Regions from separate parts of the Homo sapiens genome. Here region 1 is linked to region 2. A link is an interaction called in ENCODE POLR2A ChIA-PET data of the cell type or tissue named here. Cell type or tissue: PC-9. All regions are shown on one strand. Links, peaks and the distances in the headings refer to the core of each region. The heading gives the core; the rest is flanking DNA. Region 1 holds the start of PHOX2B (paired like homeobox 2B). Region 2 has its middle 41 kb from the start of LINC00682.

What was found. ChIA-PET counts read pairs that join two places held together with the same protein. Peaks named below come from ENCODE experiments on the same cell type or tissue, not always from the same donor. Only the 100,000 strongest peaks of a DNase experiment are listed, where the experiment ranks them.
Region 1: POLR2A ChIA-PET joins it to region 2 with 9 read pairs; 4 of 35 experiments call an interaction of 5 or more read pairs at or near these places.

Annotation. Positions count from the first base shown.
Region 1 is chr4:41,746,567-41,762,095 of GRCh38, forward strand. PHOX2B (paired like homeobox 2B) reads right to left here and starts at 2,159. Exons shown (of 3, transcript NM_003924.4): 1 at 1,804-2,159; 2 at 783-970. The coding sequence starts at 2,044. It overlaps PHOX2B-AS1 (PHOX2B antisense RNA 1), which reads left to right and starts at 1,783. Exons shown (of 4, transcript NR_187403.1): 1 at 1,783-2,020. In PC-9, for the core only: no CTCF peak of the experiment used is centred there; no DNase peak of the experiment used is centred there; H3K27me3 peaks cover 2,399 bases.
Region 2 is chr4:41,834,192-41,849,720 of GRCh38, forward strand. It overlaps the pseudogene HMGB1P28. Among named protein-coding and RNA genes, the nearest start is that of LINC00682, 41 kb to the right of the region's middle. In PC-9, for the core only: no CTCF peak of the experiment used is centred there; a DNase peak (open chromatin) is centred at 6,440.

The DNA.
Region 1 (15,529 bases), core at 1,411-3,910, 91 kb before region 2:
TAAAAAGCCGCAGGTCCCAGAAAGACCCGAAAAGGGAAGGCCTTATTTTGGTGGGCCTCTGTTCAGTCGGCTTCTTGAGCAAGCCCCGAGCTCGCCATTCACCCCTAAGCCTAAGTTCTAAAGTTAAACTCTAATTGGTAGAAGGAAAAGGGATCCTCTCTGGGTTTGCTCCGCTGCCCATCCCCGGCCTTTGAGCCTGGAAGAGCGTGCGATGGTGCGCACCGCTTCTCGGTCGGGGGCTCACCCAGAGAGGCGCTGTGGCCAACTCGTGAGCGCACCTGTGTTTAACAGGTTGGAGTAAGTCATGGTTCTTGACCTTCATGAAGTCACAGACCCTTTGCAAATCTGATGCAAGTCACAGTTTCCGGGAAAATGAACCTATATGCCATGGGGCCAGGTTAAAAGCACTTGAGTTAGGAGGCATTTTTTTGGGGGGCGGGAGGGGAGAAGGAAAAACTTATAATACGGGAGCAAAGTCTGCACACCTTCCACCACAGGCACTTCCTGTCCCCGAAATTGCATCGCTCATCCACGTCCCAAGGCCCCCCATGTCTCTGCTCGGGTGGGAAACACTTCGCAACTGTAAATAAAATGCCAAGAGCGTGCGCTCTAAGCCTCTCTCGAACGCACAGCCACACCAAATCCAGTATTTCTGATCGGCCATGGGGCCCTAGGTCCTTCTCACTCGAGGCTCCAGGACTTCGAATTTCACCAGCCGCCCCTCACCCCACACCTCCCCGGACCAGTGCGGCGGAGCGGGGTCGGTTTCCAGGCGCGCGTACCTGGACTCGCGCCTCTGTGAGGTCGATCTTCAGGGCCAGCTCCTCCCGAGTGTAGATGTCGGGGTAGTGAGTCTCCGCGAAGACCCTTTCCAGCTCTTTGAGCTGGGCACTGGTGAAAGTGGTGCGGATGCGCCGCTGCTTGCGCTTCTCGTTGAGGCCGCCGTGGTCCGTGAAGAGTTTGTAAGGAACTAGAGTATGACAGAGGAGACAGAAAGTGAGCAAATCAGCCGGCAGCTCGCCGGCCGTGGAGCTAGAATGTGAGGACTCCAAGGTCAGGTCATACGGCAGCCGCTACCTACACCCGCGCGAGAGAGTTGCCGAGAGAAGCTGCGGGAAGAAACCGAGGAAATTTGTTATCTGCGGAAACCTGGGCTCAAACTTCGGGCTTGGCGGAGTCCTTTCTGGCACAAGCGCCTTTGGGTGGATTGAAACAGCGCGATGTGACGGACTTGAGATAGTGCTTTCAGCAGGAAAAAACCAGAGAGGAAAAAAATCCAAAAACATCAGTCGGAATATCAGGGAGCCAGGAAAGAAGTTACCAAACAGTCCCACTTTGGGAACTTTTCAATTCTCAGAAAGTTGACCCGGCTCAAAAGTTGGGGGAAAGAGCTGCAAAAAAATAATAATAAATTAAAGAAATAATCATAAAAATGACCAGCCAAAGAGGTGTGAGCCGCTGTCGGTTCTTAAAAAAAGAGACACTGCCAGTAATGAGCTTTACTCTTTGTTATTTAATTATTTTCTAAGCTTTACGTCTCATCGCAAAGTAAATAAATTATGCCTATCATTTTGGCAGCTTAAGATAATTTTGTTGGCGGTTCGGGTGTGACTAGGATAGTGTAACCCTGTAAGTGAATTACCCCTCCCTGCAATCGCTTCTAACGTGATAAATTCTTTCATTTGTGTAAGCAAATTTCGTTTGGTAAATACTAAACACATTTCCATTTTCAAATGCAATCAAGGCTTCCTATATACGGGCGGAAAGGCGGCTTCCTCCGCTGAGAAAGCTGAAGGTCCTTACCTGCGGCGTACGGACTGCTCTGGTGGTCCCTGAGGGTGCCCAGGCTGCAGGATCCCGGCGTGAGGGAAGGGCAGCCGGACGTGGCCCCAAAAGTGGTCCTTATCGGGTTATACTGGAAGCCACTGGCCTGGCTGCAGGAACTGAAGTCAGCATAGGCTGAAGCCAGGCTCGAGGTGTCCATCCCAGCCATACAGGACTCGTAGGCAGAGGAATTGAGGTAAGAATATTCCATTTTATACATTGAAAAGGTTCTGGATGGCTCAGCCAAGTGGAAAAATGAAATAAAAGATGGATATGGAGAAGGTGGCTGGAGTGGGGAGATGTGCACAGCTCAACGCCTGCCTCCAAACTGGCCTCCTTACTACCAGCAGAGCCTAGTTTTATGAAAAAGCCTCCTATGAGATGCCTTGTCTGAGGTCTCTAGAGCATATAGTCCTCATAATAAACTTGGCTCTTTCCACTTGGACAATAGCAAAGCGGTTGGTCTTATTGCTGGCGCTTTTTACATGACAATAACTCATCCGTCTATTGGGCTGGCACTGGGGAACTGAGCTGTCCAACCTCCCTATCATTGATTCCTGCATCTCTAATTAGAATTTAATACCACACCATTACGCACCGAGCCCCTGATCCTCCCTTCTAACCAGCTCCCTGCCCTTTAATTCAATCACACTACTTGGAAATAATGAAAGTTGGGTGACGATTCTCCCTGATCCAATTTCCCCGAGCTTTTAAGCCTTTTTAACTGATCATATACCTTAGGCATAAATTGAGATAGTGTGTGTGTTTTCCCCCTTCTTCGTCCTCTTCTTTTTTTCCCCCTCGGTTAGGGAGAAGAAACCTTGATGTCATAGAAAACCTGTTTTGTAAGAGTGTTACACGCTCAATTTAACAACAAGCCTACCCCCCGAAGTGCATGAAATGTTATAAAGGACTGGGACATTGGCAAGACTCAGGCGCCCTGTAACATAGAGTAAGTGGGCCAAGGGGGTTTATGTGAACGATAAGCGGATTTCTTTAAAAATACACCTGGTAGAGGGGGTTAAAAAAAAGAGAGACAGAGAGAAAGCATCTTATAAATTGCATTTCTTCTTGCAGCTAAATGTGCTTTCAAGAGACTCAGGGTATACAGCCACTTAAAAATAATAATAAAAAAATCTGAGGAAAGCTTTCGAATGTGAAACATCTGGATTCTCGACCGTTGTGTTCTTTGCTCTCAGTTCTGTCTGTTTGCATTAGCGCAAGCCTTGGTTGGTTTGAGTTTCTGTGAGGTTGTTCGTTTTAATTACACCATAACTGGCAAGCGAGCATGAAGTGTACCCAAATGTATCTCCTCTTTCATCTCTTTCGGGCGCTCTCCCTCTTTCTCGCCTCTTTTTTTTTTTCAGGTGCCCACAATCCTCCACAGACCCGGGGATTGTGTCTGTTTGCCTTTTAGGTTTGCGGACTGTAGTGAGGGAAATTCTTGCCATGTAAATGCCCAGGCAAGGGCTCCAGGTCGGGCACCTTTCTTGTCCGATTCCTCAGGCTTTTGGGTGCTGGCAGCGAGGCACAGACAAAGGAGCGAGCAGTGATTTGTGGACTTCAGTGGCCCCATGATTTAAGCGGAGGGTAATTTTCATTTGGTTTGTTAGGCCCTAGCAGAATAAGGGAAACTATTTCATTAAATCCTTCCTCTCGGTGGACAAGAGGGGGAAAGCTTAGCTGAATCGCCGTGTGGTGTAAACAAACCCTGGATATTTTATATGAATTAAATGTGTAGATAATTAGTTTTATTGCATTCATTACCCCCTTTATGTGCTCTGTAACAAGTCAGTAATTAAAGTAACAAACTCATAAAGTCTTTATAGGGGCATTTAGGCGTTCAGTGTTTGCCAAACTAAGTGGTTTAATTCGATGCTAGTGCCGGGGAGTGGATGGGCTCCCGCTCTCCCCTGCCACCGTGTTTTATTGCGCACTAAACTGCCGCGGACGCAGTAATGGATTAAACGGGGACAGCGGTCCCCCAGCCTTGTGCTTCTTTGCAGGGTGAGTTTCAGGCTCGTTTCAGGTGGTTGCAAATCCTCGGGGCGTGAGGAAGCGCTAAAGTCGGGAGTGCAGGGAGCCGGACCTACCGAGGATCCTGGTGATAGTTTTATGGGGAGGGCTGATAGTTTTATTGCAGTTGTATGTTGTACAATGCGTATTTGATAAAGAAGGGCCCTTGGTGACCAGTGTGCACTTTTTTGTGCACGGGGGTGAAATGAAAATAAATGTATACAAGGTTTTACTGCGGCGGGAAACAAATTGCAACGCTCTAAATGGTTTTTCTTTATGGTCACCAGACAAGAGGAGAAAAGGGATGCAAACATCTGTCTTCAGTCCCCTAAACCTAAAGGCCAGCAAAGACGGATGCGAATCCAAGTGCTATTACAGCGGAGATTTGTCTTTATTTATCCCGCTCTCATGAATATGAATTTGCATTTGGGCCGGGAGGTGGCTGTATCCCTTTGGACTCCACACATGGAATTTCCCCCACGCTCATCCCCCTCCCCAACCACTTAAGGGAGGTGGGGGATAGGTTGTCAAGCACAAGGCTGAGATCGTCCAAGTTTCTTCGTTCCCTCGGATTTCGGGTTGGGGGATGTGCTTGCTGGTTTTCTGAACGCAACTCTGCCGCCGAGGCCTGCACTCAGGAGATGTGGATGTAGGGAGCACAGGCCGGGGTGTCCACCGCCAGCCCGCTCCTCTGCTGTAGGGTTTAAGCGCGTTTCCCTGCAGAAGAGAGTGACCAGGGGTGGTCAGGAGGTGATGAATTTCGGCTCCAAGGCCTATTTTTGACAGTAACCAGGTTCACACCCCGCTTGGCACTAGAGCCTTACTGCACCTGGGGTGTGTCTCCGCGTGGTGCAGAGCGCGCGCTCTACTCCGGAAGCTACGGCCGGGTGCCGCGCCACCGCTGTGCGCCCTGGGCCTGATCCCTACGCCCTAGTCGAGTGCAGGGCAGGGCAATTTCGCCGTGGGTCCTAGTTTGCTGACAGTTCCCAGGCCCCTTTAGCTTTTGGGGAGGAGGCGAGACTAGGACCTAAAAAGTGCTGGGAGCTCGGAGTAGAGGGGTTCATGTTGCCAGTTTCTGAGGATTGCTCTTAGGTGAAGATGTGGAACTTGGAAATTTAGGTGGTGCACAGAGGCACTTCCTGAGCGAAAGGGAGTGTTGGGGTGGGGAGTTCAGTGGGCACCTCAGGGGACCTGGATGCTGACGGGGCATCAGAGGGTGTCAAAAGGAGAAGCTAAGGGATCTGGGCGAGGTCTCAGCCGAAGGGCGCTGGCAAGGGAAGTGCTTGGCCGGGGAGGGTGCCCGGGGGGCGGTCAAGGGGCAGGCCCGGGGCTCTGTCCCTCCCGGTCCTGGGGTCCCTTCCCGTCCCGCGGTTCCGGAACGCCTCGCCAGCCCTCTCTGGGCGCCCCCTGCTGCCGGGCGCCCCCTGCTGCCGGCCGCCCCGGGTCGGGGTGCCGTGAGCCTTCTCGCCTTTGTACCAGGAGACCTTTCAGCGCCGGGCCCACACGGTCGGATGAGCAAATGCGCTTGACTTCATTTTCCCCTTTGTAGACCTTGTAGGTTTATTTTGTTCAGTGTCACCATCCCTCCCCCACCACCCCTGGCCTATCGTCCCTCTGCCCGTCTTTTGTGGCCCGGGGTCCTGCTTCTGCTTGGAGATGAAAGGCGTGCGGGGCTGGGCCAGGCCAGAGCCCCAGCCCCAGCGCCCTGTTTTGTTCCAGTTGTGCTTTCTACACGCGAGCTCTCCCCTAAAAGTTGTACTAAATGGTTAATTTAATTATTCCAACTATAGACCAACTGCTTCAGGAGCCTCCACCACGCGTCTGGGAGGAAAAAAGAAACCATCTATAAGAAATAATCTAATAAAAGTGAAGTGTAGAAAAACCCCTCCTGATTTTCAACCGGCACAAATAGAATTAAGCTTCAGCATCCTTTCCCCAAACAGACCTTTTGTCCAGATCACAACTTCAGCCAACCAGCAATGTGTACAGTGCCTACTATTTATTTTAATAGAGGCGGGTGGGTAACAGGATGGATTGATAGATAAATGACCACATGGATAGATGGATGAGTTGGATCCATCTGCCTCTGCCTTCCCTTTCTTAGTATGCGTACACGGTTGACTTTTTCCCCCTGCCGATTTTCTGAATCAATAATGGAAAAGCAATGCTATGTGATAAAAGGAGGGGAAAAGGCCATTTAAAGCACCAAAAAGGAAGAGATTACCAGCATATATACTATCAGGAAAAAAAAAATGTTTACATGTTACTCAATACCAACTGAAAAAGGTTGAAAGTTTAAAAGAAACTTTTCTTTCCTTTTCTTCACCATTCATAGGAGGGTTTCTTTTTCTTCCTTTTTTCCTTGAAAGTCAGAAAGAATGTTAGAAGACAAGGAAACAAAACAGCAAACAAAATGCCATTGTATTGTAGTAGCGATTCATGGGAAAATGCTTGTCAGCCTCCTAATGCCTCACTCCTAGGAGGCTGTTTTGAGGCTGTTTTACCGCAGGCGAAGCACAATAACATGGGAATGAATAAAATATTAAATACCAGTGAGAGTTTCAGAGGAATTTTCTTTTTGATTGCTTTATTTGATGCTGCATCCAAATTATCCCAGCACAGCTAGCCTACTGTCTGGCATACTCAACTCAGAACCAACATTTCTCTCAACCGAGAAAGAATAGACAAGATTTGTCCTTGGGCTTCTCCAAAAAGATTTCTGCAGACAGCAGCCTTTCCCACTCACCTGCGCTAAGAAAATAACCTAGACAGAATTTACTGGGACACCATTTCCCCAGAACAGAAAGCATACCAGTCACAGCAGCCCCACATCTGATGACCCACTACATTTTCCTAGCATTTTAGAATCCACCACACTTTCCATTTGCCTAGCAACCATGATACACGTTTCATAATAGAAACTCTTTGAGGTTCTGGTAACTAACCTCCTGGCACTGTGAGACTAACAATTATTAACTGATTGACAATAGCGTATACAAAGCAATTAACACAGTGCTTGGCACATGGAAAGAATCCAGTGACTGTTAGCCACCAGTATTATGATGATGGCAATGATGATGATGTTGGTAAGTCTCCTTGAATTGTATATTAAACACTTGACTTTGAGATTTAGATGGTGCATAGACACAGGATTTTTCCTATTGCATGTTTATAATACATGTGGAAGAGGGTAGGCTAAATCAAAAAGCAGGCTCTAGGATATCAAATGGGAGAAAAGAAAGCAACCAGGTGGAAAATTTTATTTTTTAGGAATTTACTGGAAGGTGTATTTGTATTAGATAGGTTAATTATGTTTTGTCTTATAATATTATATATGGTATTTATGCATAATTAATATGGTGCTTTATCTTGTATGTAAATGTCAGTATGTTCAGGGTGATCTCACTTTGAAAGGCATTTGCAGTGGGCTAGCTGTGTGGGTTTGGGTTGAACTTTTATGGCTAACTCATAGATGATGTTTCTGTATCTGGGTTAACTTTGAAGGTACCCCATGTGTATGTGTTATATAGGTGATGGTGTACAGATCTCCAAAATCCATTCTTTTAAGAACTTTTAAGGACATTTCAAAGCCCCACTCCACTCCTCCCCTCCCCTTCTCTTCACTCCCACAATGCTATAATTAGCAGAAGGGGCTGCCTGTTACCTTTTTGCTGGAGTTTGGCTAATAGTAGTAACATCTGCTGGGCTGGTGGGGGGAGACATGGGGCATTTGATGTAAAAGTGACACAGATGTAAAAGTGACATCTGCTTGTAACAAAGGGGAACCAAAATTAAATTAGCCAGGAAGCCCTTTCTGTTTAAACCCAGGGGAAAAAAAAAAAAACCTATTTGAAGAAGGAGGAAAAAAAGTAATCATGAGCCCTGACCAAGCTTGCAGGGTGCAGAGGGGATTATGATTTTTTTGAGCCAGCAGCTCCCAAAATAACTGGAGGAGCAGCATCCTAAGGTAGCAATGTCCTAAGACCTTGAAGGCATCTTCTTATGCTCCAAAGAAAATGGTCAGACAAGATTATCTTTCTTAGCCAAGCAATGACCTGAGCTGTGTGAGTCTCGTATGGGCTGAGAAATCATTTTCAGGTTGAAGACAAGAAGAAAGTAAGGGCAAAGCCTTCAGAGTTAATAATATCTCGGTATATTTTTGGGTAAGTTTGTGCAGAAACAGATTTTCATTTAACAGCTATATTCAAACTCCTACTTCCAACTACTATAGATGAACCATTTTTCATCAGGCTCATGCATGTGCTTAGGAGATTGCATTTGGCAATTAAAACTGCCATGGTGCCTAAAATTGGGCTCAATTGTGGCACGGGGTGGGGGTGGGGTGGAGGTGAGATATGCTAACATCCTCCTAACCATTGTTCTAGGAAATCACAAGTGTTACAAAGGAGCATCTCTCTCTCTCTCTCTCTCTCTCATAATGATTTCCTAAATTTCTCTTAAGTGGAACACATTTTGACAGCTTTATATAAATGAATTTCAAAATGATAAGAGAAGCCACTGAACAAGAATTCCCTCAACCTCCTGTGTTTCAATCTAGAAATCGATCAACTTCTGCACTCACTCTTTCTCCATTGCTTCTGCTACTTGGAGGAGGGAAGCCTAGTCTCATCTGAGGCCAATCCCTCTATCATACTTTGGAGTTTGATCCCTTCCGCTAGCTCAAGGATCCTACCCAATTCTTCCTCTCTCATGGATCTTCAAACTCTCATCTGCCCATCTGGACATATCCTGTTGTTCTCTAAACATGCTCAAACCACACTCATACAAATTACCAACCAACTTGTTATCCTTCCTTGGCCACAACCCACCACCACCACTTACCTCTCATCTGCCCTTTACAGTCAAACATCTTGAAGGAGCTATCTCTTCTCACTATTATTATTTCTTTACTTCTCGATCACTCCATAGCTTCCTGTAATATGGCTTCCACTACCCTCATGCAAATTAAATATTTTTCAGTAAGGTTATCAGATCCACTGGGGGTTTTCCGGGCCTCCACTTACTTGAATATGTAAATCACTAGGGTTGTTTTACAAACATTTCTCTTTCTTTTCACTTCTAGGCATATAGTGTGATTTCACTTCCCTGCCCCCTAGAAGTTAGATATGGCCATGTGACTTACTTTGAGCAATGAAAATTGAATGGAACTGTTAAAGTGTGACTTCCAGGTGGAAGCTTTGAGAGCTAGCATCCAAGTCTCCAATCTCCCTCTTTTGCTCTCTTCTATGCTCCAGATGGTGGCTGCTTGGTTAGCCTGAGTTCCAGAGTGAGGACATCATGAAGTAAAGATCTCAGCTGACCCACAATGGACATATATTTCCTTAGAGTCTCAGGGAAGGCTTCTGGAAGAGGTGACATCTATACTGGGTACTAAGCAGTGAGTGGCAGTGAGCAAATGGTGATGAAGTGGAAAAGATGTTTCCCAGTATGTTAGCGGCAGTCAAAGACTCCAAAACTAGAGAGAGCACAGAGTGTTTGAGAATTTCTAAGTAGTTCAGTTTAGCTTTTGGTTAGAGCAGAACTGATAGGGGCTGGAACACACCAAGAGGTGTGTGATGAAATACAAGATAAGAGCAATAGATCTGGAATCAGACCCTACAGGATTATGGATGCAAGGTCATGTGATTTGGGGAGGAGGGCATGATGGAAAAGGGAAGCCAAGAGATAAATTAGAAGGCTGTGGCACAATGCTAGTTAAGGAATAATATATTTTTCAGCCAGAGAATAGCAGTATAGGACAAAGAGAAGTAAAGGGATGCAAGAGATGTTAGAGAAGTAGAGTCTTAGCACAGGGAGAACCTACAGTCCTGCACAGTGCTGGGATTTCAGGGGACCCAGGAAGATACCTCAAAGCAAAAACCCTCTCTCACATTTTCTGGCAAGACCTTCACTTCAGTAACTTGGGTTTAGTGATCCTCAATAACATATTTCTCTGGGTTTGGCAGCACTTGATGATATTATCCATTCATTCATTCACTCATTCAACCCATATTTATTAATTACCTACTATGTGCTAGAAATCTGTACTTTAGAGTAGAAGTGGTTTAGATATTGTCTTGAAAGCTAATTTTTGAGATGAAGCAAACCCAAGAACTGCAGGCATCTTAGAGGAAGGGGAGCCGCTGGTCTTGAAAGTGGGGACACCCACAAGAAAGTTTGGGTGCTGACCTTGCAGGGTCTAGAACTAACACTGGATGGACTGGCCATTGGACCTGTCACTGCTTAAGCTGGGGAAAGACCCTAATTGCTTCAGGGATCAGAATAAGAATTTTGTGAAATTCTTTTCAGTCCTAACATTCTGTTCATTGATTTGGTGGAGAGGGGGTTGTCTGGGAACCTTCTCTACATGTATTCTTAGTGAAAGAAAGGACATAAGGGACAGTGTGTACAGTGGGAAATCAAAGTAGTATTTTGAGATTCATAAAGAGGGCTCCATGAAGAACAGGAGAGAGAAGAATGATTGTCTTCTGTTCCTCCATCCTTTGCATGATGGTCTTAGGATTTTGTGTGTTATCTCCACCAGGTGTATTTTCAAGTGAAGATACCGAGAGCCCAGTATCACAGAGGAAGAAAGTACTGGTGGTGACACAGCAGGTATTTTAGAAGTGGGGGCAGCTATTTTAGACAGCTCTTTCCTATGTTGTTCCTGTCACACCATGAAGATGCCGATTTCGTCCACCCACAAGAAAGCTGCCTTGGTCCTGGTACTCAAGGGCTCTATGTTGCCTCCATCATATCCAGAATTAACTCCAATAACATGTTCTTGCATTCTTCGTCAGCACAGCAAGGGAGCTAACTGAAAGGCATGTCGGGAACACTGGAATCATTCAATGTCTTAAACTACTCAGCCTTGAAATACATATAAAAATGAGTTAGAATTCAAAAACTTTAAAAATATTTCTTTTTCTGGGCTTTCGAAAGACCCTACTGGTGCTGCTGTTTGTTTGTCTCATTTTGTTTTCTTTAGGAGGTTTGTGGGGTTTGCCAGTAAGGTGCTGCAGCATCATGCATTTTAATGTGTATTTCAGCTGATTCAGAATTTAGGACAAATGCAATCCAGTACTCAGGGACAGGCACCACATGTCCTAGACCTTAGGAGCCAGAAGACAATAAAATGCTCACAGTGATGCATGTTTGTAGTATTTCCCCTGTTAGATATAATGCATAATATTTATTTTCTTTTAAAACACACACTTCTTTTCTTCTCTCTCTCTCTCTTTTTCTCTCTCCCTCTCTCTCTCCCTCTCCCTCTCCGTCTCCCTCTCCCTCTCCCTCTCCCTCTGTCTCCCCTTTCTGTTTCTCTCTCTGATTTGTTTACTCTGGTAAGTTAAACCGCAGTCTAGAGAACTCTAAGGCTAAGGGTTCTAATCACACACACTGCCAACTCCCTTGCTTATTCATAAATCTTTATCATTGAAATTGGGCTTGAGGAAGAGAAGGAGGAAAAGAGATTTCTAAGAAGAGCCAGGGAGGCTGCTAGGAAGGAAGTAGTACATAATAATGAACAAAACAGCACAGTGAGTCACACAAGAGACTGCAGAGCAGAGGCCAACGGCTTTAACCCAAACCCCAGGGAAACCTCTTGAATGAACAGTGTTAACTGCTGAGAGGTGAGCCACCAAGCTCTAAAACAACCCCAGGGTGGGGCCAGACTGTGCCCTTGCAGAGACAGAGCTGAGGACAGATTGGACTTCTTGGCCTTGCCTTGGCCAGGCCCACATTCTTGGGGCAAATTCCTTTTTTAGCAGCTATTGGGCAGGTAGGAGCCTTCCTCCTACCTGCTGAAAACCCCCTAAGAGTCACTGCTGCTGCCCCCTGGTCTCTGCACATAGAGATGGGGCAGCAAAGCCCCTCCAAGGGGAGGTCAGTGGTTGCTGATGAGAGGCGGTCAGGCCAGAACAGGCTGCACCCGACAAAGGGAGAAAACTGTGATGTGGTCCAGGTTGGCCCTGTGTACCCTCTTCCTATTTCATTGATTACTTCCTTGTTTTTACTTTAAAATAATAAATATCCATTATGGAAATTATTATAGCATGTGTGCGGAAAGGAGAATAAAATAAAAGGAGTTAATTTAACTTTCTCATATAATTTTTCGGTCTTTTTTTTCATGCATACATTTTTTTAAAAAAATGAGAAACATTCTCTATCAACTGTTTTGTTCATGTTTCTCACTTTTAGAAAAATTTTAATTTTTTTAAATTTAAAAACATCAACCTTTCTCCCTTAAATTTTATGTTATAAACATCTCCCCATATCATAAAATATCCTGACATGTCATCTTTTTGGCTAGATGATATTCCACTGCAAGATAAACCATAGTTTATTTAGGCAACCCTGGTTTGTTTGCTTTTTTTTTTTTTTGGTATTTAAGTTGCTTCTAATTTTTAAAATATATTTAAAATTTTGTCTTGGACATTCTTTTAGCTAAATCTCTGTGCGCATCCATATGCTTAGGATCAATTTTTTTTTTTTACTTGTTAGTGATTTGAAGCTCAAGGATTAACTCCTAAAAATGGAATTCCTTGGTCACAAAGTACACACTTTTAAAAAGGCTTTGGAGTTGTAAAATTGCCTTCCAGGAAAGTGATACCAGTTTATACTTCTAGAGTAGAATATGACACTGTCCACATTCCAGTACTCACCAACATTGCATAATTCCATCAAAAAAGCTTAGCCCATTCTCTTTCTACTGTGCTATTGTAAAAGAGCAAGAATTCTGAACAAAGGGGAGAGGGTGCCAAAAGAAACTAGTGATGCTAAGACAAAGAGGGAAAGAAGGAACAGGTAATTTTTAAGAATAACAGAGATCTAGAAAAATAGAGGAAAAATGCCCAGTCCAGCTTTATTTATTTATTTATTTATTATTTGAGATGGAGTTTTCCTCTTGTCACCCAGGCTGGAGTGCAATGGCTCAATCTAGGCCCACTGCAACCTCCGCCTCCTGGGTTCAAGAGATCCTCCTGCCTCAGCCTCCTGAGTAGCCGAGATTACAGGTGTACACCACCACACCCAGCTAATTTTTGTGTTTTTAGTAGAGACAGGGTTTCACCATGTTTGGTCAGGCTGGTCTTGAACTCCTGACCTCAGATGATCCACCCACCTCAGCCTCCCAAAGTGCTGGGATTGCAGGTGTGAGCCACCATGCCTGGCCCAGTCCAGCTTTATTTAAAAAATAAAAATCTAATGATGACAAAGGATCCTTTTGTGTATGTTTAGAGCCAGATGATAAAAGGTATTGTAGTTTTTCAATGTTGATAAATGACAAAGAAAATTGAATAAAACTCTTATTTAAAATTTTATTTTATTATTTTTTATTTTTTTGTCAGTGGCATGATTACGGCTCACTGCAGCCTTCGTCTTCTGGGCTCAAGCGATCTTCCCACCTCAGCCTCCCAAGTAGCTGAGACTACAGGTGAATGCCACCATGCCTGGCTATTTTTATAATTTTTGTATAAAATTTGTATAATTTTTTGTAGAGGCAGAGTCTCACTATGATGCCCAGGCTCGTCTCGAACTCCTGGCCTCAAGGAATCCTCCTACCTTAGCCTCCCATAGTGTTGGGATTACAGGCGGAGTGAGCCACTATGCCCGGCCCAAAACTCTTATTTTAATCTTGTCCTTTCTGTCAAGGAGAATGTGCTTCAGTATGGAAACGACTAGTGTGAACACTGGTGACAGAGGCCAGAGCCCTATGTGCACAGAGTGACTGGGAAGGGTCCAACTACTCTAAAGAGTTCTGCAAGAACCCTGTCCTGGAGGACCAAGAGAACTGGTCATTGTGATGGCCACACGACTGTGATTTTTGTGGTATCATGGAGAATCAGGCAGGAATGAAAAAACTGCTCTTCTGGCAAATGCTTAAATTTTCAGAAAGGGAAAGTGTGTCCTGAAACAGGTCTGTAAGCTCAATAACAATTTTAGGTAAAATTTTACATTGGATTAAAAGATAATTATGGGAAATTTTACATGTTCAAAGAAGAGAGAACAATATAAGGAAGCATGAACCTCTTACTCATATAGAACAATAATTGATTCATAACTGTTCTTGTTCCACCCCTCGTCCCAACCTCCACTGCCTCCCTATTAGGTAGTTTTGAGGCAAATCTAAGATATCATATCATTTCCTCTGAAATTATATTTAATATTTCAGTATTATCCCTAAAAGATAAGGGATCTTTTCTTAAAATACACAATCCCAGTACTATTATGATACCAACAGGATTAATAATAATTTCTTAAGATCCTCAAATATCTGATGTTCAGATTCCCCTGATAATCTCACAAACATTCGTTTTAGTTGGTTTACTTGAATCAGAATCCAAGCCTGGTCCAAGCTTGCATTTGATTTTTGTGGCTCTTAAGTCTTTTTTGATCTATAGGTTCCTCTCCCGACCCCCTTTTTTTTCCTCCTTGCAATTTATCTAGAAGAAGCAGGTCAGGCCAGGCGCCGTGGTGGTTCACGCCTGTAATCCCAGCACTTTTGGAGGCTGAGGTGGGCGGAATCACCTGAGATCAGGAGTTCGAGACCAGCTTGGCCAACAGGGAGAAACCCCCATCTCTAGTAAAAATACAAAAATTAGCTGGGCATGGTGGCACACGCCTGTAATCCCAGCTACTCTGGAGGCTGAGGCAGGAGAATCACTTGAACCCAGGAGGCAGAGTTTGCAGTGATCTGAGATTTTACCACTGCACTCCAGACTGGGTGACAGAGCAAGACTCTGTCAAAAAAAAAAGAAGGAAGGAAGAAAGAAAGGAAGGAAGGGAGAGAAGGAGGGAGAAAGGAAGGAAGGAAGGAAGGAAGGAAAGGAGAGAGAGAAAGGAAGGAAGGAAGCAGGTCATATGCACTTAGGATTTCCCGCAGTCGCCTCCCCATGGAGTTGTTTCACTCTAAATCCTATTATTGCTGTAAACTGCTAGTTGAATCTAGAGTCTTGATAGCGCCACGTGCAAGTTTTTAGTAAGGATACCACGTAGGTGGTGCTGTGTACTTCCTCCTGCACCATACCAGGAGGCTAGTTGTCTCTCCTTTTAGGATGTAAGGTCTGATCTGTGGGGTTTAGGTGTTGTCAGCTGGAACCATCCATTGTAAAGTTCCTCATCAGCTTTTTACCTAAGGATTTTAGGAGCCATGGATCATCATGGCTTAGACTACATTACTTCATTCATTTAGTAGGTGTAAAATGGTGATATTCTAATTATATCACTCTTTGTTAATTTATTAGTTAGAATGCTTCTATAAAGAAAATAGTTCCTTTTTCAACTATTGGATCCCTAATGTATGGTTAGTATGGTAAGATATGAAAAGGCAGGATAAATGTTGAATTCTTACCTTTTATTTACCATTATTATGAACTCATGCGTTTAGACATATTTTATGTATTTTCTTTCATTGCAGTAATTATTCTAATTATTAATCATATTATCCAAGCTTTGACAATGGAAACCTCTTCAGTTTGACTTCTCAGTTTTTGACAACCCTTAATCGTCTTCGATAGTTTCTTTATCTTTGATAGCTTCCTTGCTTTTGATAGCTTCCTCACTGACTGGCACGCCAAGATGTTCTAGGCTCATCTTTTACACTTTATGCCTAGACCTGGCATCAGCCATTTTGCCAAGAAGCCCTGGTTCCTTTTCTTGGGAACTGGTACTTAGGGAGCACATTGTGCTT
Region 2 (15,529 bases), core at 5,019-7,518:
TTCAGTCTATGAGCTTAAAGCCTTTAACTGACTGTGTGAAGACCACACATGATGGAGGGCAATCTGCTTTACTGAAAGTTACTGACTTAAGTGTTAGTCACATCTGAAATACTCCATCACAGCAAAACCTAGTGTGGTGTTTGATCAAATAACTGGGCTCCATAGCCTAGCCAAGTTGACACATAAAATTAATTGTCACACCATCCATGCTCCAAAGCTGAGGCCTCCATACTCATTGCCTCTCAGTCCAACTTCTTCAACTTCTCCCCTGCTCAGTCCTGCCTCTCTCACTCCCTCACTCACATTCTTCCTGAGAGCACCCTCCAATAAACCTCCTGCCCTTATATCTTCTTCTGAGAGTCGGTTTTCTTGGAATCCTGACACAAGACAAAGATACGGTAATGAACAAAACATGCTACTCAGAGTTATTACCAAGTCTAAGTCAGAAACTGACTCCTGGGCTAGGCACAGTGGCTCAGCCTGTAATCCCAGCACTTTGGGGAACTAAGGTAGGAGGACTGTTTGAGGCCAGGAGTTCAAGACCGGCCTGGGAAACATAGCGAGACCTTGTCTCTATAAAAAGAGAAAGAAAAAAATTAGCCAGGCATGGCAGCATGTGCCTGTAGTCCCAGCTACTAAGGAGGCTGAGGCGGGAGGATTGCTTGAGGCTGGGAGGCCAAGGCTGCAGTGAGCTATAATCAAGCTGTAGTGAGTTAGGACCATACCACTGCAGTCCGTCCTGGGCCACCAAGTGAAATCCTGTCTCTAAAAAAACAAAACAAACAAACAAAAAGAGAAACTGATTTCTAAAGATTTTGTTGTTAGTTTAGTTGTTAAAATATTCAAAATCTGGTCTTCAGATATCTACTACAAAATTTTAAAAAAAGAAAATAAAATATTCGAAATCATACAGTCTATTTTCTTTGAGAGAAATAAACCCATCTCATTATATGTTGGAAAAAGCCATTTGACTTCAAGAACAAAGCAACTGACCAGTTAAACAGAAAGCAAATGATGGTATGTACCCCCCAAATTTGTACAACTATTATATATCAATAAAAAAGTAAATAATTTTAAGGAGTACTTAAACAAAAATTAGAATATAGAGACATTAAAAAAATAAATTGTCTGCTTTTTTAAAAAAGAAGAACTCTCAAAAGAAAAACCTCATTTGTTTTTCCTTTGTTGCTTTTCTGTCTAAGCAGGAACTGCCCAGTTTTCAAGCTCCAAGCTCAGCCTGTAATCCTTAGCTGTGCACATGTTCTGGGAGTGTGTGCCCACAGACATTCAGCAGATGGTCTCGGCCTGGACATCTGGAAGTCTCATCAGATTATGGGGCACAAATTTGTGATAATAGATTTAATTCAGTTTTTACTTAACATTTTTTGGCTGGTTTAAAGACCCTGGGGTCAGTATGTAACTTGGCAAGAGTTTTACAAAAATTGTTCCGAATTTACCATCAATGGGCCGATCTTATACAATATTTTGTTTGTGCAACTCAGACCAGCTGGGTAAAAGCTAATGAAAGAAATGCAATTATAAGGGGGTGGGAGGTACATGTAAGGCTTATTAATGCATTAGTCATTCTCTGCAAACCCCTCACCATCCCACTGTGCTGCTGCATCATGAGCACAAGATAACCTTGGGGGAACATGGCTGTCTTCCTTTATCTTCTGATTCTGGAGTCTAGAATTTGTGCTTTATTTGGGATAATCAAGGGGCAATACAGCAATAATTATCACCAGATAATTTTGTACTTTTATTAAGAATAGTCTGATATAACCCTTAAGAGAAAAACAGAAATGAGGTAAAGCTTCATCCTACTGCAACACATACAATGTTAAAGGAGAACTTTCTCTCCTTACCATCAAAAATAGCATAAATTGGGTACTTGCCTGGAAGAGCCTACACCTTTTTCATGTGTCTTTCATAGCATTTAACATTCAATTTTACTCAAGAAAAATATGTTGAACAGATGGATTTCTTTTTTTTTATTTTTTAAAGATAAGATAAAAATAAGCCAAGAAGAAAAAAGATTAACAACCCATTAAGAAAATGATCAAAGTCACTAATGGGAAAGAAAAACTGAAAGGCCAATAGACATATAGAAAGGTGTTTGGCCTCAGTATTAATTAGGAAAAACAAATTAAACTACAATGAGAAATCATCTTACACCCTTCAGATTGGAAAAAAAAAAAAACTTAATGACAATTTCAAAGATTAGCGAGAAGCTTCATACTCTTAAGGTGGGACTATAAAATGGTACAACTATTTGGCTATAGAAGTACCCAGTTAAGTTGAAGATGCACTTACCCTGTGACCCAGCAAGCCCACTCCTAGGCATACACCCTAGATAAGGTTACAAGTTCAAGAATGTTCCTTGCAGCATTGTTGGAAATAGCAAAACAGAAACAAAATTGGAAACACTCTAAGTGTCCATCAATGAAAGAATGGAGAAGTACATTGTTGCATATTTATACAATGGAATACTATACAGCAGTCAAACTGAATAAATTATAACTATCAATGTAGACAAATCAACAAAAAAAAGCAAATTGCATAAATCTAGAAAATACCCAAAAAGAGTCTAGAAAGTAATGCTTTAATGATATGGTTTGGCTATGTCCCCACCCAAATCTGATCTTGAATTGTAGCTCCCATAATTCCCACGTGTCCTGGGAGGGACCTGGTAGGAGGTAATTGAACCATGGGGGCAGGTCTTTCCCATACTGTTCTCATGATAGTGAATAAGTCTCATGAGATCTGAAGATTTTATAAAGGGGAGTTCCCCTGCACAAGCTCTTTTGCCTGCCACCATGTAAGACATCCCTTTGTTCTTCCTTCATCTACTACCATGACTTTGAGGCCTCCCCAGCCATATGGAACTGTGAGTCCACTAAACCTCTTTCCTTTATAAATTACCCAGTCTGGGATATGTCTTTATTAGCAGCATGAGGACCGACTAATACATGTATTATGTTCATTGATGCAAAATATGTGGAAAAATTACTAAAACAAACATGGAAATGATGAACACAATTTGTGTAGTTATCTCTAAGGAGGACAGCAGGGAATGGAAAAAAGGAGGGAATTCAGAGATGGCTTCAACTGTATCTATAATATTTAAGTTTGAAGATGGGAGAAAAAATCTGAAGAAAATAAGGTAATAAAAGTGGTGTTCACTATATAATTTTCTATGTTTTAGTATGTTTAAAATATATTTTAAAACAATATTTAAAATTTAAAAACCAACATTTATTTTAAAATCTGAGATTAGACATCAGCTCTCTTGAACTATGTTATTTCAACAACCTAAATGGGGAAGACATGAGCTCACGCCAACAATAGCCCTAACCCAGGCCTAACTCTGGATGGTGTTCCAGCAAGCAGCACTCCCAGCTGCCTGTTTTCCAGATTTCCAATAACAATTTGCAAAAGATGGCATGATTTGTTTAAGAGAGCTGAGCTTGTGTTCTTCCTGAGAGTGTGCCCCATTGCCATTAATTTCATTGCCTGCAAAAATAAAAATTTGAAGCTGCCTCTTCAATTGGCTTAGTTGGAAAATTCTATATTGGTAGAAATTCCACCAACTAACCACACCTGATCTTCAGTAATGCCAAGTAAAGTAGATGTTTTTAGTTGGAGTCATTTTCACCCCCTGGAGCTGACACAAACTGATTTGTAATTTTTTTATTTCTATTATTTATTTATTTTTTTTTTTTTGAGACAGGGTCTCCCTCTGTCACCCAAGCTGGAATGCTCAGCTCACTGCAACCTTGATTTCCCAGACTCCAGCGATCCTCCCACCTCAGTTTCCTAAGGAGCTGAGACTACAGGCACATGCCACCATGCCTGAGCAATTTTTGTATTTTTTTGTAGAGATGGGATTTCACCATATTGCCCAAGCTGGTCTCAAACTCCTGGGCACAAGAAGTCCTCCCATCTAGACTTCCTAAAGTGCTGGAATTACAGGCATGAGCCACCACGCCCAGCCAGGATTATCTTTTTCCAAGTTTTTTCTATGCATAAAAGATACATAAAAGTCGGGCGTGGTGGCTCACACCTGTAATCTCAGCACTTTGGGAGGCCAAGGCGGGTGGATCACCTGAGATCAGGAGTTCAAGACCAGCCTAACCCCGTCTCTACTAAAAAGACGAAAATTAGCTAGGCATGGTGGCAGGTGCCTGTAATCCCACCTACTCAGGATGCTGAGGCAGAGAGAATTGCTTAAAACCCAGGAGGCGGAGCTTGCAGTGAGCTGAGATTGCACCACTGCACTCCAGCCTAGGCGACAGAGCAAGACTCCGTCACAAAAAAAAAAAAAAAAAAAAGGTACTTCACACATGTACACATACAAACACACAATCGGAATCAGTGTGTATCTACCGTTTTGTATTTTTCTCACTCAGCAACATATTCCATTTTATTATTTATCTGGAGCATCACTTTTTAATGATGCACACAGTATTCCCTTACACAGAGATTCCATAATTTATTTAAGGAATTCTTTCATTGAAGGGCATTTACATATTGCCAGATTGCCATTCCTGAAAGCCTGAACCAATTTAGGTCCCTATCAGCCCTATCAGCAGTATATGAGAATGTCCATGTCCCTGTTCCCTTAACAACATTGCTGACCAAGTGTTTTTTCCTCCTCCACAGAAAAATAATAGGAGATTCTCATTATGACACATGATTTGGAGAAGGGGATTTACTGAGTGAACAACACTTTAAAAATGTGTACTGTTTAATTACCAGAGAATTTTTATGCAGTTTATTTCTACTCAGTGCAAGGTATTAGAAGAGGAATGGTTGTTGTAAAATTTCAGAATAACGTGTCTTTAGTTAAACACTCAACTTCTGCTACGTAGCTCCCTGAGGCCAGAGATAATGCCCTATTTATCATTGCATCTCAAGGATCTCACACATAAAACGCTTTCAATACATGTCTATCAAAGTAATGAATACAAGAATGCTAAATCCATGCCAACCAAATGGTCATGGCTTGGAAATCATTTAAGTTAAAGCAGTTTCCAAAATAAGATGAAAATTGAATCCAACTTTTTTAGTTTAAAAACTTCAGTTCTCCATGTTCATCTTAACTGTTATATATATTTTTGGATACCAGACCCTGACTATACCTGGATGGTAGGAAAACATAAGAGAAAAATAATAGGAAAATATCTCTGTGTGCCATGGAAATATGCTTTGTCTAGCAGTATAATTAGCCAACAGACTAGCAACATTGTCAAATGTCTTGGGCTATTGCACTAGGTTTTTGGTTTATACAATAATATTCATCTCTGTAGTAGTGAGAGAAGATTATTTCAGCAGCCAGCATAGATTGCAATGGAGAAGGCTGGGCACAGTGGCTCACACCTGTAATCCCAGAATTTTGGGAGGCTGAGGCAGGCAGATCACCTGAGGCCAGGAGTTCGAGACCAGCCTGGTCAACATGGTGAAACCCCGTCTCTACTAAAAATACAAAAATTAGCTGGGCGTGGTGGCATGCACCTGTAATCCCAGCTACTTGGGAGGCTGAGGCAGGAGAATTGTTTGAGCCCAGGAGGCAGAGTTTGCAGTGAGCCGAGATCAGGCCACTGCACTCCAGCCCGGGTGACAGAGTGAGATTCCGTCTCAAAAAAATAAAAATAAAAAACAATGGAGAAAGTCCCAAAGCACTGGCTTCACGTTCTCAGGCTGCCTGAGAGGCAGTGAGAGGCTCCAACTTCTCCAAGTCAGCCTCAACCACGTGCCAGATCAAGAATGGTGCTGTGTCTTCCAGCAAATGACAGACGAGCACAATTCCAGGAATTCCTTTTTCGGCAGATTTGTAATAAGCTCCACAATTGGTGTTCTATAGCAAGACATATTTTTAGATTCAACTTTCAACTCTGGTCACCCAGAGCTGGGGCTCTGGACATTGTCCTCTGCATCCTCTTTCCCCGGGATTGCTCAAATTGCAGAGGAGGGGGTCATGACCCCTATAGGGTCACAGAGAGCAAAACAGCCAAGAATCAAGTGGAGTTTTCTTGAAGCTGCTGGGAAGGGAAATTGTCTTCTGTCAGTGGCCTCATTGCCATCAAAACTGCTTTCCCCATTGCTGCTCCATCTATCAGTCATGACAGTTGCTTCTGGTTTAAAACGTACTAAGTGTGAGGCACCATCTAGGTGCTTTACTTTCCAGTTCTTGCTCACATTTTTCACATCGTGCACACAGGAAATGATACTATTTGTGCACCCAGTACACAACCAAGGCTGCTTGTGGCAGGAGGCCACTGGCTGAGGGTCTGGAAAGCCCCAAGCCTCACCCAGTTACTCTGTGGGCCGAGAAATATACTATCACAACACATAGATAATCTATCTGTGACATGCCATTGGAAAACTGCTTTATAGGGATTATCTCACTTAATAAATGCAACTGTGTGGGTTACGTGACTCATATTTATAAATGAGTCACAGAAAGGCTAAGCACCTTGCCTATGGTCACATAGGTAGTTAGGCATCCAAACTGTAGTGTAGACTGTAATGGATGTTTCAGTCTGTATTTGGATGTTACCTGTAGCATACCCACTAAGATTCCATTGACTAAAGAAAATTATATGTATTACTTGTTCACAAATATTAATATTTATTCTTTTCCCACCCTTGCAATGCTTACCTGTAAGATGGAAAAAAACTTCCACTGACTTTGAGAGTTATTACAGCATAAGCTGACCTATACACAAGGTCTATCTGCCTCCCCTGTCCAGGTACTTTCCGTTTTGCTGTATTGCCTCTCATCTCCAGCCCTTCAAGGAGTTCTACCCATCCGTCTGTTTTCCTGGTATTTTAATTTTTCATATTCATGGTAAAAATAGTAGAACTTCTCTTTTCTTTTACCTGTAAAAGAAAGATGAAAATACTTCCATCTTACAGGTAAGCACTGCAAGGGTGAGAAAGGAATAAATACTTGTGAACGAATAATACATATAATTTGCTTTAGTCAATGGAATGTTAGTGGGTATGCTACAGGTAACATCCAAATACAGGCTCTAAATGCACTGACATGATATTGCTTGACTTCGTGGGCTCCCACCATCAGCGGCAAGAATGTGCCCTAGACAGAGGTACCAGAATGAAGATCTGTGCAGCAAAAGTGAAGAGGTGAAAAGTGCTTGCAGAGCCAAGCAAAGCTACAGCCAACCCACAGATCTGGGAGTAAGAAGTATTGTTGTAAACCATTGACTTTGAGAGTTATTACAGCATAAGCTGACTAATACACTAGGTCTGTCTGCCTCCCCGGTCCAGGTACTTCCCATTTTGCTGTATTCCTTCTCATCCCCGGTCCTTCAAGGAGATCTACCCATCAGTCTGTTTTCCTGGTATTTTAATTTTTTACGTTCATGATAAAAATAGTTGAACTTTTCTTTTTGTCTTTTTTAATTTTTTTAATAAAAAACTTTATTTACTTAGAAGCATTGAGAAGGTCAACAAAGGAGCTGCAACTGTTTTTTCAATTACAAAATGGTATTCAATTAACAGAACAAAAATGGTTTTCCACAAGCTGCGTCAGAGACAGCTGAAGATGAAAAAAACAACCATCCCCATATATAACTAATTTGTGCTGTGGACCAACAAGAACTTACTCTAAATTTCCATGGCAATTTACAACCCCCATACTGTACCGGGAAAGGTTAGTGGATACTGAAAATGCCACCAGGTCAGGACTATCTAAAGACACATTTAGTAGTGTGTTAACTATACAAAAAAAATACACTGTACAGTTTAAAAACAAATCTTACACAGCCTTACTTTTCTATTTTTTTTTTCTTTAAAAGGTGTGAGTTGTGTACAGGGGGATTAAACGCTTTATAGACAAGAAAAGAAACTGCACTAGAACCAACTTAGTCACCATTGTTTTCTTCTTCATCTTTACCTCCTCATTTTCTTCCTCCTCCTCATCCTCTTCATCTTCCTCCTCTTCCTTCTTTTCCTTGCTTTGTTCAGCCTTGATGGCTCCCTTTTTTGCTGCATCAGGCTTTCCTATAGCTCAACACGCAGAAATACCCTTTCCTATTTTTCCTTCATTCAGCTTCACAGCCTTCTTTTCTTTCTTTCTTTTTTTTTTTTTTTTTTTTTTTTTGAGACTGAGTCTTGCTGTATCGCCCAGGCTGAAGTGCAGTGGCGCGATCTTGGCTCACTGCAACCTCCACCTCCCAGGTTCAAGCAACTCTCCTGCCTCAGCCTCCCAAGTAGCTGGGATTATAGGCACCTGCCACCACGCCTGGCTAATTTTTGTATTTTTAGCAGAGACGGGGTTTCACCATGTTGGCCACCCGCCTCAGCCTCCCAAAATGCTGGGATTACAGGTATGAGCTACTGCACCCAGCCACACAGCCTTCTTTTCATAAGGCTCCTTGTCATCTGCAGCAGTGTTATTCCACATCTCTCCCAGTTTCTTCACAACATCACAGTGTATAGGCTGGGATGTTCTCCTTTATTTTTTGGGCAATACTCAGAACAGGACAAGAAAAAAGCCAAATGAGGCCTCTTGGGGGCACTGGGATCCTTGAACTTCTTTTTTGTCTTCCTTTAGGAGGTATATAGGTTTTCTTATTTTTTTCTTTCTTTTTTTTTCTGTTTGTTTGCTTTTTGGTTTATAATAAGTTTTTTTTTCTTTTTTTTAAAAAAACTTTTAAGTCCAGGGATACACATGCAGGTTTGTTATATAGGTGAACCTGTGTCGTGGGTATTTGTTGTATGAATTAAAATCTCAACATCACTGATCATTAGAGAAATGCATATTAAAACCACAGTGAGATACTATCTCACAACAGTCGGAATAGCTATTAATAAAAAGTCGAAAAATAGGCTGGACATGGTGGCTCACGCCTGTAATCCCAGCACTTTGGGAGGCCGAGGTGGGCAGATCATTTGAGGTCAGGGGTTTGAGACTGGCCTGGCCAACATTGTGAAACTGTGTCTCTACTAAAAATATAAAAATTAACTGGGCATGGTAGTGGGCGCCTGTAATCCCAGCTACTCCAGAGGCTGAGGCAGGAGAATGGCTTGAACCTGGGAGGTGAAGGTTGCAGTGAGCCAAGATCAAGCCAACTGCACTCCAGCCTGGGTGACAAGAGAGAGACTCTGTCTCAAAAAAAAAGAAAAAAGTAAAAAAATAATAGTTGCTGGCAAGGTCACAGAGAAAAAGGAATGCTTGCACACTGTTGGTGGAAGTGTAAATTCATTCAACCATTGTGGAAAGCAGTGTGATGATTCCTCAAAGACCTAAAACGGAAACACCATTTGACCCAGCAATCTCATCACTGAGTATATACCCAAAGGAATATAAATCATTCTATCATAAAGACACGTGCACATTTGTGTTCATCAAGGCACTCTTCACAATAGCAAAGACATGAAATCAACCTAAATGTCCATCAATGGTAGAGTGGATAAAGAAAAGGTGGTACATATACACCATGGAATACTATGCAGCCATAAAAAAGAATGAGCTTATGTTCTTTCAGGAAGATGGATGGATATAGGCTTTCATTTCTCTTTCATAATGGCCTTGCCTGCTTTTGCCGTGTCTTCAACTTTTCCTTTCTTTTTAGCAGACGTGTTATTTCACCTCTCTGAGCATGTCTTAGAATATTCTGAGAAGCTGACTGAAGCATCTGTGTGCTTCATCTTGGGCTCCTCTCAACAAGTTTGCACAGGGAGGGAATATTATGACATTTTTACTCTCGGCTTCTTAGCATCTGTTTGGCCCATGTTTATTTATTTTTCCTCAGCAAAGCACAGAGTCCCCAGTGCCCATCCAGTTCTCATTTTCCCCAACGCTGTCTTTATGGAGCTCAATGTACTGCAATGGCTCTCGTCCTTTTTTTTAGTTGTGATACAAGGCCCTCAGAAGATCCCAACATGAAAGTAATAAGAATTATCCCCTGCAATTGAACAATAATGTATACACTTTCCAGAACCCATTCACTGTGTTAGCATAGACAGGACATTCCTTCCACAAGATTCCTGCCACAAGACTACTCAATGCCTGTTTACAGAATGGAATAATCAATCAATATTCACTTTGCTTAGGAGAAAACAAAAGACTCAGAGATTAATGATGATAACCATGGTGATCTTTAGGTTTGTTGTTTAGCCATGGGCCCAGTTCTATGCTAAATGGTGCCATTTAATCCCTACAACTATCCTGAGAGGGAGGTGTTCCAGAGACCACCAGTTGTGCCCCAATAACCATTCTCCCTGTCTTGCTTTAGTAACAGAAACCTAGAACTAGACACACACTACCAGTAAATACTACATTTCCCATGCTCCTTTGCAGTTAGGTGTGGCCATGTAGCTAAGGTGGATTTGAATACTTCCAAGCCATGCCCTTAAAGGAAAAGCAGTGTGTCTTTTCTTTTCCCTTTCCTTCTTCCCTCTGTCTGGAATCAGACATCATGGCAGTAACTGAAACTGCCATTTTAACATGAGAGGGAAGCCAAGTAGTGCAGAGGATGAATAAAAAACAACATAGAAGCTAGGTTCCTGACACCGTGGAACCACTATACTAGCCCTGGACCACCTACCTAACTTTTACATGAAAGAGAACTAAAACTGTATCTTTTTATGTCACTCTATTTTGAGGTCTCTTTCTCTTTCTCTCTCTTTTAACAGCAACCTAATTTTATCCTAACTAACGCCATAGGTATTACCACCTTTTTCAGATGGGGAAGTCGAAGTTCAGATTGCTTAACTTACCAGAAGTTCTCACAATGTGTAGGCAGGAGAGCCAGGACTTGGATCATGGTCTGATTGATGCCCCAAACCTGTGTCTTCCCCATTGTGCTCACCAGCCTCCAAGGTCAGGCCTTAAACCAGCTGCTCAATTTTCTCCTGCCTCCATTGCTAAGGTTTCAATTACAAACGTCATGTTACAGAACATAACATTCTCTTTCCCATGAGGAAGATCTGGTAGATCTGAAGAAGATTCAGATCATGCCAGAGATCTTCAGAAAAATAGTCAACAACTTCCACAGCCAGGATGTTGCAAGAGAATGAATGAAACAGTCTACATCACGTGCAGACTAAAGTGAGGTGAGGTTCCCCAGTGATCTTTTGGATATTCAGTAAGAAAATATTAGAACTTCTACTTGTGTTTACACTTTTAGGCTTAAAAGTCAAAAATCTAACTTGAGTAACCTGAAAAATGTGTGGATTGACATTTTTGCATTCAGTCCCTCTGTCAGAGATTCATGTGTCCAAAAGGCTCTCCCAAGGAAAGGGCAGGGGCATCTGCAGCCTTCTTCACATGATTGTTTGCTGGAGGCATATTGAAACAGTGCAATTTAGATTGTGCCCCAGTTTAATAGGTTAAGAATTATGTTTTGCAGGGCCGGGCACAGTGGCTCACGTCTGCAACCCCAGCACTTTGTCAGGCTGAGGCTGGCAGATCACTTGAGCCCAGGAGTTTGAGACCAGCCTGGGCAACATGGCGAAACCCGATCTCTACAAAAAATAAAAAATTAATTGGGTATAGTGGCATGTGCCTGTAATCCCAGCAACTCAGGATGCTGAGGCAGTAAGATTGATTGAGCCCAGGAGGATGATGCTGCAGTGAGCCATGACTGAGCCATTTTACTCCAGCCTGTGTGACTGAGACCCTGTCTCAAAAATAAAATAAAATAAAAAATAAGAATTGTGTTTAGCAGTTTTAACTGAACTAGAAAAGTAGAAATGTTACTTAAGAGGAGAAACCACAAATGAATATCATAATAATGAAGTGATGTGGTTTGGAGTTGTGTCCCCGCCCACCAAGAGGGGCTTGGTGGGAGGTGATTGGATCATGGGGGCGGATTTCCCCCTTGCTGTTCTCATGATAGTGAGTTCTCATGACATCTGGTTGTTTAAAAGTGTGTAGCACCTCCCCCTTCCTTCTCTTCCTCCTGCTCTGGCCATATGAGAAGTGCCTGCTTCCCCTTCACTTTCTGCCATGATTGTCAAGTTCCCTGAGGCCTCCCCAGGCATGCTTCCTGTAGAACCTGCAAAACCACACACGAATTAAACCTCTTTTTAAATAAATTACCCTGTTTATGTATTTCTTTATAGCAGTTCCAGAACAGACTAATACATGAAGCAAATGCAATTTGAAAATGGTAGAATTCGGCAGGGAGCGGTGGTTCACACCTGTAATCCCAGCACTTTGGGAGGCTGAGGGGGGCAGATCACCTGAGGTCAGGAGTTCAAGACCAGCCTGGCTAACATGGAGAAATCCCATCTCTACTAAAAAATACAAAAATTAGCCAGGCGTGGTGGCAGGCGCCTATAATCCCAGCTAATTGGGAGGCGGAGGCAGGGAGAATTGCTTGAACCCAGGAGGTGGAGGTTGCAGTGAGCCGAGATTGTGCCACTGCACTCCAGCCTGGGCCACAGAACAAGACTCTGTCCCAGGGGGAAAAAAAAAAAGAAAGAAAGGAAGAAAAGAAAAAGGTAGAATTTACCCTTCTACTCCTAGAAAGGCTCTTCAGCTACAATATGAAGTTTTTTAAAAAGGATGATCTAATCATATCTGACATGAGTCAGCCAAACAATTTTGAAATTATCAAGAAATTATCCTAATTGAAATATGAATTAACATACACTCTCATTAACAATGAAACTCACCCTACCTATATGTTTAGCCTTGAGGTATTAGCTACTGATAGTATGAAGCTATCACAATTAGGAATAACTTTTATACTATACTTAATTCGTTTATTTCATCCTGTTAAAATGTCTACTTTTCTGTATATAATTTAATGCTATATAAGGATACTAGTGTATAGTACATAAGTATGTATACTTACATATGTGAACATTAAGTATAGATAGTTTATAGATAAATATATACTTATTTTGAGAGTACCTGCTCAAAAATGTTTTACTAGTAAAAGGACACAATTCAAAATAATATTCTACCATCTGAACGATGTGTCTATCACTTTGCCTAGCTAACAGGGCAAGCATGTCCGGCCTTACTCTTCATAGTCTGGTGTACAGCACTTGCTGTGCAGCTCAATATGAAGAGGGCAGCATAACACATGAGCTCTCAACTTTTGGTCTTGAAGGACAAATTTATTTCTATAGGCTGTATTTTTTTCTCAGTGCAATAACTGTTAAATCATGGAATCAAATTATTTCACATCAGACCAGCACATACTGGATAAACTGAACTGGATTAAAATAAAATGTCTGAACGATAGGGTATTGTGTATGTGGAAAGTGTCAAACTAAGATTCTGCCATTTTTATGTGCAAACAAGTATTGCCAAACATCTTTGCCTCGTGCATTATTGTCATTTAATGAGTGTCTGCAATGTGAGGAATCTTTACCCATATTCCAGTTAATCCTTGCAACAATAACAATACTAATAAACACTTACATACATCTTTGTGTCAAGCACTGTTCTGAATACTTTGCATGTATTCTCACATTAACTCTCCGAAGTATATGTTATCCCCATCTTACAGATGAAGAAACTGAAGTACAAATAGAAAAATTGAGGCACTGGGTGGTAAAACTCAGGCTAACTGAATCCAAAGTCTCTACTCTTTCCACCATACTCTGATGCCTTCCTAGTGTCAGTATTGTAGTGATTGGCCCAGTTCCTGGAGAATGTGGGGGAGGATAAAACTTTTTCTTATTAGCAAACCCGTTCTTCCTAAAGATATTCTGAATAGGAGAAACACTGGTTCTGCCATATTCTTATTTGCTTTTCTTGAATCATTCATTAGCATTCTCTTCAATCTGCAGTTTCTCTTTTAAGCCACATTTTGATTTTGTGAGGACTGTTTAGTTAAATACACATTAATAGCATATAATTCAAATTCAAGCCATATAATGAATCAAATGTGATAGATACTTATTTCACGCTCAGGAAAAGACCAAAACGGGTGTCCCTGATTGGTCAGCAGCTCTCCTCCAAGTGGTAACTCAGGACCCAGAATCCCTCCACCTGTGGCTCTGCCATCTTTAACATAAAACTTATGAGGATACAGTGCTGCCAAATGCGGCCAAAGGGCAAGAGGCTGGAGGATCCTGGGTGGGAGATGTCCATGGGCCAGGCTTGGAAGTGGTACATATCACTTCCACTGATGCCCCATCAACCAGAACACTTGTGACCACACCTCACTGTAAAGGAGGCTGAGAAAGAGAGCCTAGGTATGTGTCCAGGAAGAAGAAACAGGCTCAGTGGACAGCCAGCCACAATGTGTCTGCCACGGTGATGTCTACCAAAACACAGAAGAGACTTTAAATAATCTATATTCTAACTACAAATCTTATTCAATCCTAAATCAAGGCCCCCCAAAAGACCTCTACTAAGCAACACAAAATTTATCATACATAATATTGTATCTTGTTACTTTAAAATTAACACAATTGCCTTTCCTTTTCAGTGGTTTATAATTCTTATTTTTAAGGTAATTCAAGCCAGTTTTTTCTACAATGAGATGAAATTGCACAATTAGAGAATTTTAGTTTTGATGGAAACTTGTTTCTCATGTTGTAAGTGAAATAGTGGAAACAGAGGATAGGAGGCTTGGTCAAGGTCACATGGCTGCTCACCGAGGCTTCTCTACAGAGCGATCACAGTTTTCAGCATAAGCTTTAACTTCCTCCAGTAAAATGTCCTCACATCTAAATGTAATTTGAACTTTTGGAAAGATGCTTCTTTTTTTTTCTTTTTCCTTCTCATTGGGGAAATTACTTTTACTCTTTGCCCTTTGAGATACACCAAGCATCTAAAATAAAAAGAATGCAAGAATTCCTTGTATCCATACATCAATCCTAGGAACATTCTGTTCTTTTTATTTTATTTTATATATATATATATATATATATATATATATATATATATATATATATTTTTTTTTTTTTTTTTTTTTTTTTTTTTTTTTTTTTTGAGACAGGGTCTTACTCTGTCACCCAGGCCAGAGTGTAGTTGCATGATCTTAGCTCACTGTAATCTCGAACTCCTGGGCTCAAGCAATCTTCCCACCTCAGGACTTCAGACACATGCAACCATACCCAGCTAATTTTTTAAACTTTTTGTTCTTGATTGCACTCTAAGTCTGGACACTGTTTGGTGTATAGAAATGCTACTGATTTTTGTACAATTGATTTTGTATCCTGGAACTTTACTAAAGTTGTTGACTAGTTCTAGGAGCATTTTGGCAGAGTCTTTAGGATTCTCTAGGTATAGAATCATATCAGCTTCATTGCTGTGCTATTCACAATAGCAAAGACGTGAAATCCACCCAGGTGCCCATCAATGGTAGATTGGATAAAGAAAATGTAGTACATATACACCATGGAATACTATGCAGCCATAAAACATAATGAAATCATGTCCTTTGCAGCAACATGGGTGGAGCTGGAGGCCATTATCCTAAGCAAATTAACACAGGAACAGAAAACCAAATATCACATGTTCTCACAAGTGGGAGCTAGACATTGAGCACACATGGTTATAAATATGGGAACAATAGACACTGAAGACTATTGA